Regions from separate parts of the Homo sapiens genome. Here region 1 is linked to region 2. Evidence: chromatin loops called from intact Hi-C (ENCODE). Cell type or tissue: CD14-positive monocyte. All regions are shown on one strand. Each heading gives the region's core, and the rest is flanking DNA. Links, peaks and the distances in the headings are about the cores only. Region 1 overlaps SIK3 (SIK family kinase 3). Region 2 overlaps SIK3 (SIK family kinase 3).

Region 1 (8,346 bases), core at 311-8,310, 53 kb after region 2:
GCCCTAGCCTGCATCTGCTGTTTGTTAAATACCTCCATGAATTGACATCTCTTCCTTTTCCGAAGGAATGTGAAACCCAATAATTACACACAGACCTGACCTACTTTGGAAGAACCAGAGGACAAAGAAACCCTAGATTTCTTCGTCTTTTTTTAACTAAAAAGCAGAGATTTTTGGGAGGCGAGGGCCAGAACTTCCTGTATCTATTCTTCTTTGAAGAGCCCAACTCACCTAAGAAATTTCTGGCTGGGCATGATGGCTCATGGTTGTAATCCCAGCACTTTGTGGGACTGAGGAGGGAGGATGCCTTGAGCCCAGGAGTTCAAAACCATTCCAGGCAACATAACGAGACTCTGTCTGTATGAAAAGGAAGGAAGGGAGGGAGGGAGGGAGGGAGGGAGGGAGGGAGGAAGAAGAGAGAAGTTTTCCCTTGTGTGTGCTGCTTGTAGGCTAGTGGACTTGATTCTAATGAAGCCTTTGCATGTCTGCTGATCCGGAAATATTTGGCCTTTTCCCAAGGCTCTATGGCTTTGGGAAAATAATGATGAAATACCTATTTATTTTTTATTTTTAATTGTCCTATTTTATATGTTTGATTTTTGTAAACACCTCAGCCCTTTTTAAAAAGAAATAGTTGGAATATAAACATATATTCTCATTAATTAATAAATCAGCTGGATGACTAGTCCAAACTATTATTCCATTATCATTGTCACTGCCCTGTAACTTATTTTAGTTCTGTGTTAGTTATATTTACCTGTTGTTATTTTGCTAATTTGATAGTTTATTGTGAAAACAATTTTTAATATTTGTCTACTGACATTTTTTAAAATAGAAAAAAATTCTCCTAAACCACAATCAGAAATCTTTTCATTTGATTCATTAACAGTTACTAAAACACCACAACTGCGTTCTGGGTCCTAGGCCCTGTAGGGGGGCTCACACAACTTCACTAAACACCAGCCTTAGCAGAGGAAGATAACTATCAATATCTGGAATGTCAAGAACTAGAAGAAACAAGATAATGTGGTCCTAGCAGACAGATAAATGGGATAGATTCAAGAATTCAGAAATAAAACCTTACACTTATGGTCATTTGACTTTTGTTAAGTCTGCAAAGATAATTCATTGGAGAAAGAAGAGTCTTTTCACCAAACAGTGCTGGAATAAGTGTATATCCATGTTCAAAAGAATGAAGTTGGACCTTTGCTTTATACCATATGCAAAAATTAACTTCAAGTGGACCACAAAACTCTCTAAGAGTTTTCATAGAGTTTTATAGTTTTAGCTCTCACATTTATGAAGAGAAGAAAACATACGAGCAAACCTTCCTGATTTGGAGTTAGGCAGTGGTTTCTTAAATAGACTACCAAAAGCAGAAGGGACAAAGGGAAAAATAGATAAATGGACTACATCAAAATTAAAAACTTTTGTTCTGCAGACAATACCATCAGAAAATTGATGACAACCCATAGAATGGAAGAAAATGTTTGCAAATCGTACATCTGATAAGGGACTTGTATCTAGAATATATAAAAACTTTTATAACTCAATAGTAAAAAGTCTAATAATTTAAAAATAGAGGAAAGATTTCAATGTGTAATGCCCCTCAAAGTGTATGCAGTTAGTCCACAAACACATGGAAAGATTCTCAGCATCATTAGTCATTAGGAAAATGCAAATGAAATCCTCAATGAGATACCACGTATCCACTAAGATGGCTGTAATAAAAAAAGATGGACAATAACAAGTGTTGGTTAGGATATGTGGAAAGTAGAACTTTCTGGCATTGCTGGTGAGAGAGAATTTAATGATGCAGCAGCTTTGTCATTTCTTCAAAATGTTTAATGTTCCAAAAAATGTTAAAAGTGGAATTACCATATAACCCAGCAATTCCACTGGTAGGTATAAACCCAAGATAAGTGAAAACACATTCACATAAAAATTTTATGAATGTTCATGGCAGCATTATTCATAATAGCCAAAAAGCAGAACAACCAAAATGTCCATCAACTAAAGAATGGATAATTAAAATTAATATATCCATACAATGGAATATTATTTGGCAATAAAAAGTAATGAAGTACTGATACATGCTGCAAGGTGAATGCCCCTTGAAAACATTATGCCAAGTAAAAGAAACAAGTCACAAAAGGACCAGATATTGTATGATCTCATTGAGATGAAATATTTAGTATAGGCAAATTTATAGAAAGAAAGTGGATTAGTGGTTGCCTAGGGCTGGTGGAGGGATAGGAGTGGGGGAATGAGGAGTGACAGCTAAACAGGTATGAGGTTTTTTTCAGTCGGAACAAAAATGTTCAGTTAGATTGTGATGGTTGCACTATCCTGTGAATTTATAAAACACGTTGAATTTTACACTTTAAATTGGTGAATTGCATGGTATGTGAATATCTCAATAAAGCTGCTTTTTTTTTTAAATAACTAGAATACAAAGAAAGCAGGGAAATTCTTGCTGAGGAGAAATACTAATGTGATTATTTGTCTTGTTAATGAATTTCATGTCCTCGTTCGGGCTAAATATTTGTCAATTTTTAAAAAAATCTACTTTCAGAAAGAGTTTCAGGTATCTTTAACAGAAGATCAACAGATTAAAACAAATTTAAAAGAATTAGGGCCAAATAGTCTAGGGAAGAGGAGAGATGGATACTATTTTACCAGAAAACTTAGGCTAAGTAGAGCTACCACAGTTCACTTAGCTTTTGCTTTCTGGCAGTACAGGCCAACAAGAAAACATGGATTCCTTAACTAACATTATTAAATAAAAGGAAAAAATACAATTGAGAAAACCGATTTCCCAGCACCACACTGTAAGTCAAAACTTAATACCCTGTGACTTGATATCAGGTTCACAAAACTATGTCTAAAAGAAAAATTCTTCAATAATACATTTTTAAAAAAGATTTCAAGGCCAGGTACGGTGGCTTATACCTGTAATCCCAGCACTTTGGGAGTCCAAGGCAGATCACTTACAGCCAGGAGTTTGAGTCCAGCCTGGGCAATATAACAAGACACTGTCTCTACAAAAACAAACAAACAAACAAACAGAAACCCCTATGGTGGCACATGCCTGTAGGCCCAGTCGCTGGGGAGGATCACTTGAGGCCAGGAGGTTGAGGCTGTAGTGAACTGTGATCGTGCCACTGTACTCCAGCCTGGGTGACAAAGACCCTGTTTCAAAAGGGGGAAAAAAAGGGTTCCAAAGTGTTCTTTATATGGAAACCATTTTGATTCTGGATATAGGTCTAGTGAGTCTAGTGAAGAAATGTTGTTTGTTAAGCGATCTGGTTACTTGAACTGACGGAAAGCAGAAAGCTGTTGTTTAGTCTGGTATCTCCAACATTAAATAGAAGTTTCCTAACAAAACAATTTAAGACTGAATTTGAATGTAGTGCTAGAAGAGCAGAGCATTCCATTATGATGTTTGCAGTTAACTATTTTAGAATAGCTTTAGATGTGTAGAAAAATTGCAGATACAGTACAGAGGTCCCAAATACCCCACGGTCAGTTTCCTCTATTCTTATTATCTTACAGTAATATGATACATTTGTCATAATTAATGGACCAATATTAGTACATCCTTATTAAAGTTCATACTTTACTCAAATTCCGTTAGTTTTTACCAAAATGTCCTTTTTCTGTGTCAGGATCTTGTCCAGGATACCACACGCCATTTAGTCACCATGTCTCCTTAGGTTTCTCTTAGCTGTGACAGTTTCTCAGTCTTTTCTTGTTTTTGATGACCTTAATGGTTTTGAGTAGTACTGGTCAGGTATTGTAGAATGCTCCTCAGTTGGAATTTGTCTGATGTCTTTGTCATGATTAGATTGGGGTTATAGGTTTTGAGTGGTAAGATAACCAAGGTAAAGCGCCATTTTCATCACATCATACCAAGGGCACATACTATCAACATGACTTATTACTGTTGATGCTAACCTTGATCACCTGGCTCAGGTAGTGTTTGTCAAGTTTTTCCACTGTAAAGTTCTTTCTTTCCCCCCCTTTCATAATGTACTGTCTGGAAGGAAGTCATTAGATGCACATGCTTTTGATAGCATTTTGTGCAATTGAAAAAAGTAACTTTGTTTGGTAAACTAAGGAGCCTGACATATTTACTTTTCCAGTGGAGAGCTTACCTATGTTTACACAGAGTTTGCTGGAATCTCTACAAGTAAGGCTAAAGCAAAGCTTTTCTCAAGAAAGAGCTTTAGTTTTGTTCACATGCTTGAACTCTTGCTTGAAACTGCTACAGTTCTGTACTATAAATTATGGAAGAGATTTCCTTGGCCTAGAATTTCTTGGAGATGATAGTTGTCTACCTTATAAAGAACCATGAGCTGTTAGTTTTCTATTACTATGTAGCAACCTGCCACAAATTTAGCAGCTTAAAGCAGCACACATTTACTGTCTTACAGTTTCCATGGGTCTTGAGTCCTGGCATGGCTTAGCTGAGCCCTCTGCTCAGGGTCTCAGAAGGCTGTACAGTATTAAATGGACTGCATTGTCACCTGGAGGCTTAACTGGGAAAGTAGTTACTTACGAGATCGTTCAGGTAGTTGGTAGAATTGCTTTATGAGTGAGGATCCCAGCTTTTTGTTGGCTGTTGGCTGGGGCTTCTAAAGAGACTGATCCTAGAGAGACTGCCCGCAGTTCTTTGATGCCACCCACAGTTCCTTTTCCTGAGGGCTTCCGTAACATGGCCATTTACTTCATTAAGCTCTCTAGCTCCACTTGGAAGAAAGGGAGGATATTACATAAAGGCATGAATAGGTCTGTCATTATGTGTGTGTGTGTGTGTATGTGTGTGTGAGAGAGAACCATTGGGGGCCAGTCATCATGGGGTCTGTTTGTCACACAGAATATGACTTTTATTTTTATTTTTAATTTTTTTTGAGGGTACATAGTAGGTGTATATATTTCATAATATGACTTCTGAAGAGAATATTTAATTTTGAGTAGGACTGCATCCAGTAAGTCTGTCTTGATGAAAATTAGTCACAGAGTACATCCCAAATGTTAGTTTAACCCAATAGAGCTGGTTGTAGTAAAAAGAATAAACTTTACTTTTAAAAATATTGGGTACAAGGTTAAATGGAGGTAGGTAGAGCTGTTCAATGCAGCATACCAGCTGGGGATGAAGAAAGAAGTTGGAGGATAGGTGAAATACGGGGATATGTTTTCCTTGTTTCAAAATTTTGCTAAAGTCTGATGCTGTCAGTCATCCATTCTTTTATTAGTCAATTATCTCTGTTTATATTTAACAACTCATTACCATAAAATCTACTTTTGAGAAGGAGCAAAACATAATGAAGTGGAGGGCTCAGGTTCTTGAGCTCGACTGTCTGGCTTCGATTCCTGCCTCTGCCATTCAGTACTGTATATCCAGGGCACATAACTTCATTGGTAGGTGTCTCAGAAACATCTGTAAAATGAGAATAATAGTACCTACTCCATAGGGTTGTTGTATGGGTTAAGAGTTAATGCCTGTAATTATTCTTTTCTTTTTTTTTTTTTTTTGAGACCGAGTCTCGCTCTGTTGCCCAGGCTGGAGTGCAGTGAGGCGATCTCAGCTCTCTGCAGCCTCCGCCCCTCCAGGTTTAAGCAGTTCTCTGCTCAGCCTCTGGAGTAGCTGGGATTACAGGCGCGTGCCACCACGCCCAGGTAATTTTTCGTATTTTTAGTAGAGACGGGATTTCACCATCTTGGCCAAGCTGGTCTTGAACTCCTGACCTCGTGATCCACCCGCCTCGGCCTCCCAAAGTGCTGGGATTACAGGCGTGAGCCACCACGCCTGGCCATTATTCCTCATTTTTTTCAAGTGCAGTAAAGATGTCATAGTTATGTTTAAAAAAAGAGAAAGACTCCTGTTTGAGGTATATTGAAGTAGTTACAGATGAAATGATACGGTGATTGGGATTTTGGAGAAACTTGGTAGAGATATAGATAAAACAATTGACTATAAAGTAATAATTCTTGAAGCTGATTGATGCTTTGAATTATTTTATTGTCTACTTTTGTTAATATTTGAAAATTTTCATTACAAAAAGTAACAAAAAAATTTAGTGCCTTGGGACATATTAGGTGCTCAGTATATTTTACCTATTCTTACTATGCTTATGTTTAATATATTGGAATTAACTAGTCTAAAACAAAAAATATAAAACAAACTAAAATTGACTCTTTGAGTTTCTCATTTCTAAGTGAGAAATTTGATAATGGAAACATCGTCAAATTTGGCTGACATTGGATTATGCAACATTTCTTAGACTCGGATTCTTGGTTTCTGTGTTCATGTCTTTCTGGTGTGGTTGTAATTTACAGTTTAATTAATTTGACCTACTTGTTGCCCGTTTCACATTCCATTTAATTTAGTCTGCCATTGTTTGTTCTGTAAGTGGGATGGAAATTAATGTCAATATTATTATTTAGTGTTCTTAGTTTTAACAGTGGGAAACATTGACTTTACCAATAGTGAAAATATTAGCAAATGCCAAGGCTTTTCTGGGCAAACAGTGGTGTTATGCTTTAGTTTTAATGTATTTAATTGAGGAAAGAAACACTTATTCACCAAGGTTATCTCAAATGTGGTAAATGCAGTTTTCTGCTTATTATCATATGGTCCTACATTATATAGCACTGTAAAACTAGATGACTTAGGGCTGGGTGTGGTGACTCATGCCTGTAACCCCAGTGCTTTGGGAGCCTGAGGTGGGAGGATTGCTTGAGGCCAGGAGTTCCAGATCAGCTTGGGCAAAAGAGCAAGACCCTTCTCTTAAAAAAAATTAATTTAGCTGGGCATGGTAGTACATGCCTGTAGTCCTGACTACTCAGGAGGCTGAGGTGGAGGATCTCTTGAGGCCAGGAGTTTGAGGCTGCAGTGAGCTATTATCACATCATTGCACTCCAGCGTGGTCAACGGAGCAAGACTCTGTCTCTAAAAGAAATAACAAATACAGCCGGGCGTGGTGGCTCATGCCTGTTATCCTAGCACTTTGGGAGGCTGAGGCAGGAGGATTGCTTGAGCCCGGGAGTTTGAGAGCAGCCTGGACTATAGTGAGACCTCATCTTTACAAAAATAAGTAAATAATAAACAGATAAGAGAAAATAAAAGAAATAATAACTAAAACTAAATGGCTTGATTACTTTAACTAACCAAGATTGAGAGTTGTATGACTAGTAGTGATTCTGATTTATGTGAATGAACCCTTAGGACTTAAATGTCAATTTAAAAACTTAAAAAAGTCAAAACCCAAGTCTCCCAGAGTTCGAATTAGGAATTGGCACAGTGAGAACCTTATCTTGATAACTCTCTTTCTTTCTTTTTTATAGTCAGGGTCTCACTCTGTCACCCAGGCTAGGAGTGTAGTGGCTTGATCACAACTCACTGCAGCCTTGACCTCCGGAGCTCAAGCAGTTCTTGTGCCCCAGCCTCCCAAAATGCTGGGACCACAGGCACATGCTAATGTGCCCAACCAATTTGAAATTTTTTTTGTAGAGACAGGATTCCACTATGTTGCCTAGGCTGGTCTGAAGCTCCTGGGCTTAAGCGATCATCTCACCTTGGCCTCCCAAAGTGCTGGGATTGCAGGTGTGAGCCACTGTGCCCAGCTGATACCTCTGCTTTCAAGTCATGTAATAGATGAAAACATTGAGGATTAGAGGGGTAAAGTGATTTTCCCAAGGTCACAAACATATCTTAGAGATACAGCTGGAAATTGAACTCTCAATCTCAGCACCCACTGCATTCGTCTTTTTGCTGTCACAGTGATTTCCAAACTGTTCTGCAGAGCCCTAGGCTTCTAAAAAGTTTTGTCTGTAACCAGGATGGATACTCTTTTTTCTGTCTTATGTGTTAGGGTTTATGTGTGATTTTGTTCAGAAGGAAAAAGTTTCTACTGCTGTGTATGATCATTTTTATATCCTTCCTACACTCTGAGCTCCTTATTCTGTGCTGTTTTCTACCCAGAAAAGTACATTTGATTCATTGAAGGGATTTTTTTTTACTTAGTTTCAAAAAATGCCAACTTGATCTCTTAGTTTCAAAAAATGCCAACTTGATCTATCAAGAAACCTGTGACCCAGAGACCTCAGGAAAGTTGCACAAAGACTTTTAAATATGGAGGGATAATTAGTTTTATTATGACATTATTATCAATTAACATTTTACTTCCTTCTAGCTCTCTACATTTTCATTTTCTCATCTCATAAATCTCATTCCTTATGATTTTTTGGTGGGGATGTGTTACTTACGGTCTCTTATTTTCCTAGAACAATATTTATGCAAATATGTCTTTTTTTTTTTTTTTTTTTTTTTGAGACGGAGTC
Region 2 (8,346 bases), core at 158-8,157:
CATTTTTATATTATATAGTTAACTGAATATGCAGTTGTGTCTTGCTTTTTTCACAATACTCAATATCATGAGTATTTTTATCACTTAAAATTATCCATGAATATAGATTTTAAATGGCTCATAATCTTTGTTGTATGGATGTACAGTAATTTATTTAACCATTCCTTTCATATGTTTAAAGTAGTTCCATTTTGTTGCTATTGCAAATAATGCTGTGAGAAACATTTTTGTATGTAAACTTCTGTCAGGATTTCTGATTCCTTCCTTACAATACATTCTTAGAGGTAGAATTACTGTGTCACGACGTGGGCATCTTAGAGGCCTTTGTTAACTATACATTGCCAAAATACTTTGCAGAAATATAGTTTCGATTTATGCCCCTTTTATATTCTTACATTTCTCCTTTCTCTAGGAAAATAAATGTTCATGTTACTCACCTTCACTCAAGGTTTCCAAACACTTTTTCTTGGCTCTCCTCCTACAACTCTGTTCTCAGCTTTCCAAAATTGTTTCTCTTTACTCCTTAGATATCTGGGTTTCCTTAGGTTCTGTGCTCTCCCTCTTCTCTCTATGTATATTCTTCTTTGAGCTAATCAGAACCAGCCCCTTGCCTTCAACTACAGTTTACATCATAATGACTCCTAAATCCCATATCTCTGCTGAGTTTTGGGAACCAGTTCTAACACCATACTAGATATTTTTACCTTATGCTACATAGCCATCACAAATGTAACTCCCTTATCCAAAACTGAACTCATTATCCAACCACACTAACTTCATCTCCACTGATGGCAGTATGACCCATCCAGTGGTAGAAGCCAGAAGTTTGGGAGTTAGCCTAGATTTCTCCTTGAATTTTGTGTACCACTGGTCAATCATTACATTTTAAGATTCTGCTTCCAAAATAGCTCTCTAATTTGTTACCTCCCCTTTCCACTGCCTTAATTTAGGCCCTCATATTTTTTGTACTGCTGCATTGGTGTCTTAACTGATACGCCCATTTCTGACCTAGTTCCATCCCTCAGTTTCATCCTTCACATTAAAACCATTTTGTCTTTTAATTTTTAATTTTATTTTTGAGACAGGGTCTGGCTCTGTTGCTCAGGCTAGAGTGCAGTGGTGCAATCTTGGCTCACTGCAGCCTCTGCCTCCTGGGTTCAATTCATCCTTCCACCTCAGCCTCCTAAGTAGCTGGGACTATAGGTGCTTGCCACCATGCCCAGCTAATTTTTTGTAGATCCAGGGTTTCACCATGTTGCCCAGGCTAGTCTCAAACTCCTGAGCTCAAGTGATCCACCTGCATCTGCCTTCCAAAGTGCTGGGATAGGCTGGGCACAGTGGGTCACACCTGTAATCCCAGCACTTTGGGAGACCGAGGTTGGCGGATCACTTGAGGTCAAGAGTTCGAGACCAGCCTGGCCAGCATGGTGAAACCTTGTCTCCACTAAAAATACCAAAATTAGCCGGGCGTAGTGGCGGGTGCCTGTAATTTCAGCTACTCGGGAGGCTGAGGCGGGAAAATCACTTGAACCCAGGAGGTGGAAGTTGCAGAGAGCCGAGATCACACCACTGTGACAAAGCAAGATTCAATCTCAAAAACAAAATATACAAAATGCTGGGATTACAGGTATGAGCCACCATGCCTGGCCCAGTTTGTCATTTTAATGCATGCATGTCAGCATGTTTCTCACCGTCACTGTCTTCTGTCTCCTGTAAAATAAAGCCTGTTCTCTGTAGCATGGCACCCATGAGCCTGGTCTTGATTTCCTTCCTCCAGGCTACTTTCATGATTTATCCCTGGCCATGCCTGATATGGCTCCCAGTCATGCTGAGCTAGTTTCCTCAACATATTAGAATTGTTTTTCAGGCCTTTATGCTTTTGCTCATGTTTTTTTTTTCCTTGACATGCTTCTTTCTTCTATCCATTTGCCAGATTTCTTTCACATCCTAAGATTCAGGTAACATCATAACCTCCTATGGAAAGCAAGCCCTCTATAGGAATTGTTAAGGGCTTCCTTGTCTGTGTTCCCACTGTGCCATGTACCTACTTCTTTCTGCCACCTCCTACATTGGTGTACTTTTGTTGTTGTTGTTAAGCTGTCCCTATTATACTAGATTGTAACACATGCTTTCTACCGCCTAGAGCAGGAACTGTGTACTCTTAATTGTTTCCTGAGGGCTTGAGATTAGCATCTGGCATGTAGTAGGTGTTTAATAAATATTTCTTGAGTAGATGAAGATATGAGTGAATGAATGAAGGGTTTCATGCTGAAAAATGAAAAAAGGGTTTAACTTTAAGAAAAAAGTCACAGATTTTGGAGTCATAGGAATTGAGTTTGAGTCCTACCGTCATTTCTTAGTGTTGATATAATTTTAAGCAGGTTGTTTCCCTCCTCTGATCTTTAGTTCTTTTGCAAAAGGGAGGTGGTAGTAGTAGTAGTAATACTATTAACAGTAGTAGTAGTAATAATAAAAGTGCTTTTAAAATAAATATTCTGCAAATTTTAGTTAATATTGTTAACAGTAATAAAAAGCATCTTCTATATGTAGGCTGCACATGCATAATGCATTGTCTTGAACGAAGTGAGAGGAGAATTACTTAAAACTTTGGGTAGACGTACTCATCAATTACAAGATCAATTTACTTGGTTTTGCTATAATTTGGTTGCCATTGTTGACCCATTGCTTTATTGTCCCATTGTCTCATCACTTGCTCAGACGCTGAAGATGGGTCAGGGGGAGTCAGTTTTAGAAAACAGCCTTCCCTGGGCCGGGCACAGTGGCTCACGTCTGTAATCCCAGCACTTTTGGAGGCTGAGGCAGGTGGATCACCTGAGGTCAGGAGTTCAGGACCAGCCTGGCCAACATGGTGAAACCCCATCTCTACTAAAAAAAAATACAAAAGTTAGCTGGGCATGGTGGCGGGCGCGTGTAATCCCAGCTACTCGGGAGGCTGAGACAGGAGGATTGCTTGAACCTGGAAGGTGGAGGTGGCAGTGAGCCGAGATTGCACCATTGCACTCCATCCAGCCTGGGCGACAAGAGTGAAATTCCATCTCAAACAAACAAACAAACAAACAAACAGATATAAAAAAAAGAAAAAAAAAGAAAACAGCCTTCCCTGAAAGTTGTTTGTGATGCTTATGGTCTAGGATGTGAAATTTACAGGATGATGAAACATGCAGATATTAATAGTGTTCCATATTATTTTTGAATGTGGTTTGACTTTTCTAACGATCAGCAGTGACAAACTTGTGTACTACCAGTCAACCCTGTTTTCCATGTTTTCTCTACAGAGATGTATAGTTAGAGCAGAGATGACTAATGTGTTTTCAAGAAATGCTACTATAACCTTTAAGTCTGATGGGTAGATTGAGCATTTAAAGCTGTTGCTTTTTCATCGCATCTGGATGACTGTATGTTCCTACCAAATGAATCACTTTATGAATATGCATGAGCTTATAAACACAACTTTTTAGAAAAAATTCTTGTGTTCTGAAACAAAATTACGTTGGTAGTATTTTCCAAGTTTTCCGTAAGAAGTAGCTTTGCATTAGCCCTAGAAATTCCTTGAATAATATGTTTTTACCCCCTTACTTGTATTACATTTAATGACATCTCTGGCTTTATTTTCTCCATTCTTTTTTCCATGGAGTTTCTTAATTTCACTGTTTTTGCCTTGCCCTTTAGACGGGTGAAACAATGATGACTCATTTTAGATTGATGAAAGGGACAGCTTAGCAGCTGGAGAGCTGGTAGACACTAGAGCACTAAATTGCCAGCACCAGCCTTCTCTTCATTGTCCACGTAAGGCTTGTGGCAGAGGTATGCCCATTCAGTCATTTATTAATATGTAATTTGTAGGTTAGATGACTTCATCAAATTATATTTACATCTGACCTGGAGGTTCAACCATGTTTTGCTTTGGGACATTTTTAATTGTTAAAAATCATAGTTGGGTTCTGATCAATATGTACATGCTGAAGTTCTTATTTAGCCACATTATGGGCTTTTTTGGTTTTCTTCAGCATGTCAATAGTACACAGCAGCTCAGAATGGTCAAAATTGTTTCATTAGTGCCTTAACAACCATTCATGATATATCATATTGTAGAATGCAAGTATAGTCACGCACTGCTTAGCGATGGGGATACATTCTGAGAAATGCATCATTAGGTGATTGTTTCCTTGTGGGAACATCATAAGAGTGTACTTACACAGACCTAGATGGTATAGCCTACTACCCACCTAGGGCTATGTGGTATGGTCTGTTGCTCCTAGGCTACAAACCTATACAGCATTTTCCTAACTCAATATTGTAGGCAGTTGTGACCCAACGGTTAAGTATTTGTGTATCTAAACACAGCTAAACAGGAAAGGTGCAGTATAAATACAGCGTTATCATCTTACAGGACCTCTGTTGGTATATGGTGCACGACTGTATATCCTTTATCTACATTTCCCCCTTTTGGCTTGGATAGACCATCAATTCCTTGGGTTTACATTTATTTCATGTAATCTTAAAGGATTTTGTTTTATGCATGGCACCATTTTTTTTCAATACAAATGGTTAGTATAAAACCCAAATTTGAGAATTTGATAACAATGGCTTAGTATTGAACACAAGTGTTACATAAAGTTGTGGAAAAAGCCTTAGAGAGGTAGTCAGGGGATTTGAGTTCCAGGTCTGACTGTGCACTTGACTCACCACGTCATCTTGGTTAATAATCACCTAACAATAAAAATAATAACCTTAATTTATATAATGCTCTGCAGTCTGCAGAGCACTTTTAAAGAAAGTATAGGCTGGGTGTGGTGGATCACATCTGTAATCCCAGCATTTTGGGAGGCTGAGACAGGTGGATCACTTGAGTGATTAGGAGTTCAAGACCAGCCTGGACAACATGGTGAAACTCTGTTTCTACCAAAAACACAAAAAAGTAGCTGGGTGTGGTGAAACATGCCTGTGGTCTCAGCTACTCCAGAGGCTTGAGCCTGGGAGGCAGAAGTTGCAGTGAGCTGAGATTGTGCCATTGCACTCTAGCCTGGGTGACAGAACGAGATCTTGTCTCAAAAAAAAAAAATTGTATTGGGCATAGATATGATTATTCACATTTTGTGATGAGGAAACTAAAATTCAAAGACTTTAAGAGATTTGCTCAAGGTCACATACCGGTAAGGGCTAGAACTAGCATTGATTTTTATCACTTTCCTTTCAGTCATACCATGCTGTCTCTCATTTTACTTTTATGGGTATCAGTTATGAAATAAGGGGGTTGGACCGGATCAGTGATTTTTTTCAAGCTACATTTACAGAGAGTCTTAGGATTCTTTTGAGTGGCCTCCAGGTTTGCTTGTGGAATGAAGATTGAAATATAGGGAAAGGTGCTTAGCTTTGCACCAGAGTATCCACACTGAGTGAGGTAGTAGTTGCTCATTGACAGTTGAGAAACTACTGCATGTTATTACCGATGGATGAGTTTGTGTCCCTTTAGTATGACTGGACAAAAAGAAAGTGGAAAGACATCTGATATAAACTTTTGAGGTTTTGTTTTTGTTTTTTAAAGAATGGGGTAGAATTCCATAGCTACTTAAAGCTTGCAAACTACTGCATTAGATGATTTTTTTTTTTTTAAGGTAGGGTCTCACTCTGTCACTCAGGCTAGAGTGCAGTGGCGCTGATCTCAGCTCTCTGCAACCTCCGCTTCCTGGGTTCAAGTGATCCTCCCACCTCAGCCTGCTAAGTAGCTGGGACTACAGGCACATGCCACCACGCCTGGGTAATTTTTGTATATTTTGGTAGAGTTGGGGTTTTGCCATGTTGCCCAGGCTGGTCTTGAACTCCTGAGCTCAAGCAAACAAACTGCCTTGGCCTCCCGAAGTGCTGGGATTACAGGTGTGAGCTACCATGCCCAGCCAGATGGTTTTTAAGGAATTTTTCAGCCTGTGAGTTTGTAAAATATTGCAACCTTAACTTTGGTGGTGTTACCTGATGAATCCCTGATGACTTTACAGCTGTTGCAGGCTTACATCAGTTTAGAGTTATGGGGCATTATTGAAGCCCTGTTTATCTTCCAAGATAGTCTTTATTCTTCTTTGCTAAGGTGGCTATTTTTAGTAATCTTTAGGGAAAAGAGGCACAATGGCAGAAATGAGCATGTGTTATTATTAGTATATTTATGCAGCCAATATTGGTAATGCTTTTTTTTTTTTTTTTTAAAGACTGTGTAGGAGTGAAAGGGGAGTTTTCCTTTCCGCCTTTGAGGTTAGCTGAAAATCAACTGACAAAAGTCAGATTAATAGGAGAAAAGGCATAAACATTTTTATTAACATGTATGGAGGAAAATCACAGAGAGATTGCCCACAACCCAGTGGGGTACAGATGCTTATGTACCCTTGTTTTTAGAGGAAGGGAGATGGGGAGGTATGGATGATTTTACAGGGCTAGTAAATGATTTTTAAAGTTATTCAGTGGGCTTGGAGAATATACAGTGGTCTGGGACAAAGTTTTTTGGGCCTACAGAGCAGATAGTGGTTTGTGACAAAAGTCTGTCCAGGCCCGGGTGTGGTGGCTCATGCCTGTAATTCCAGCACTTTGGGAGGCTAACGCAGGTGAATCACTTGAGGCCAGGAGTTCAAGACCAGCCTGGCCAACATAGCAAGACCCCGTCTCTACTAAAAATACAAAAAATTAGTTATGCCACGGTGGCGCACATCTGTAATCCCAGCTACTTGAGAGGCTGAAGTGGGAGAATCACTTGAACCCTAGAGGCGGAGGTTGCAGTGAGGTGAGATTGCGCCACTGCACTCCAGCCTGGGTGACACAGAGAGACCCTGTGTCAAAAAAAAGATAAAAGTTACTCCCAAGCACTGGCATAGTGCAGTGTGCAATATATATATATATATATATATATTTTTTTTTTTTTGTTTGTTTGTTTGTTTGTTTGTTTGTTTTTAAGAATATTAGCTGGGCATAGTGGCACATGACTATAGTCCCATCTACCAGGGAGGTTGAGACTAGAGGATCACTTGAGCCCAGTAGGTCAAGGGTGCAGTGAGCTGTGATTGTGATTCCAGCTTGAGCGACAGAGTGAGTCCCTGTCTAAAAAAAAAAAAAAAAATCATCAGGTGTATTGACATACTTCAGTCTCTCTTCCTGCAATATTAGTTCAGTTAATGAAAACTCGGGGAAGGGACAGAGATAACTATTTTCTTCTTTGGCAGGTCCAGATTTAGGCAGATAAGGGAACTTCAGAGAACAACTTCTCCCTGTGCTTTGGGGGTGGTGAGGGGATGGTCAGAGAGGCCTTGAGGATTGTACAGTTCAGCATGTCAAAGTGCCATATTTTGAGGTATCGGTTTCTGGGCCTCAACAACTGCTAATAAGAATGATTGACTTTGGAGTTGCCTTGGAGTTATTTCAAAAAGTGAAAATGTTATTGTTTAGCCCACACTAGTTATCTTAGTTGTCATTTGTGTTTTCTACAATCTGCCAATGGTTAAACCTGGCATTTCTATCAAGAAGGAACTCTTTTTGCTTCCAGAGTAAAGGTATTTTTATTATATTAACCCTTGAAATAGATCCAGTTATGTATTCACTTTGCGTTTGTTTCTGAACAAAATAAACCTGTGTGGTAAGATGGAAGTGGGTTTTTCACTTACAATATTAGTTACTTACATTTGTACCTTTTTTTTTTTTTTAACTTCTTCACATTTCCTCCCTTGCCCTCCACAATCTGATAAGCATCTCATTGATGACTATGAGAGACTAATTTAGGCCGTGTGGTTATAAATGAGATTTCAATTCATTTCTTCTTCTCTTAACCCGTCTCAGAGGAGATATCACAGGGTGACTTTCTATGTTGCGTTTTGACACAAGGACAGTTTGTTTTTGCTTTGGCTGATGGATGGGGCAGCTCTAGTTGATGAATGTGGTTTATATGCTCACAGGCAGATGAAAGTGTCCACTCTGCCCTGAGACCCTCTCCTTTCTGCTTAGTGGTGTTATGAAAGCCCCATGGGTATTTGATTTTTCAAGAATTAATCAGTACACAGAAGTTGAAATGTAGACCAAAGGAAAGAATATGTTTTTTCAGTTAGGCTTTTTGTCTTTTTTTAATTATATGGGGTTTACCCTTTGTGTTTCCCAACTCAGGGGTTTCACTATTAAATAATTGTCTTTGACTCTTAAACTTTTTAGGTAAAATTTATATACCAGGAAATGCATAGATATTAAATATACAGTTTAATGAGATTTGATGAATTATTATAACCACCACCTTAATCAATAGAGAAAATCTCTATATCCCAGATAGTTCCCTTGTGCCTCTTTCCAGTCAATCTCTAG

The links. A loop is a pair of places that touch in the nucleus more often than their neighbours do. Peaks named below come from ENCODE experiments on the same cell type or tissue, not always from the same donor. Only the 100,000 strongest peaks of a DNase experiment are listed, where the experiment ranks them.
Region 1: a loop joins it to region 2, with 2.4 times the contacts of the local background. A loop is called at or near these places in 10 of 110 quality-filtered maps.

What each region holds. Positions count from the first base shown.
Region 1 is chr11:116,969,279-116,977,624 of GRCh38, reverse strand. The region is part of intron 1 of SIK3 (SIK family kinase 3); the gene reads left to right. Among named protein-coding and RNA genes, the nearest start is that of SIK3, 120 kb to the left of the region's middle. In CD14-positive monocyte, for the core only: CTCF peaks have their summits at 4,534 and 4,766; DNase peaks (open chromatin) are centred at 4,734 and 6,704; H3K4me3 peaks cover 452 bases; H3K27ac peaks cover 1,664 bases.
Region 2 is chr11:117,022,189-117,030,534 of GRCh38, reverse strand. All of the region lies in intron 1 of SIK3 (SIK family kinase 3), which reads left to right. Among named protein-coding and RNA genes, the nearest start is that of SIK3, 72 kb to the left of the region's middle. In CD14-positive monocyte, for the core only: no CTCF peak of the experiment used is centred there; DNase peaks (open chromatin) are centred at 3,374, 3,734 and 4,984; H3K4me3 peaks cover 495 bases; H3K27ac peaks cover 3,241 bases.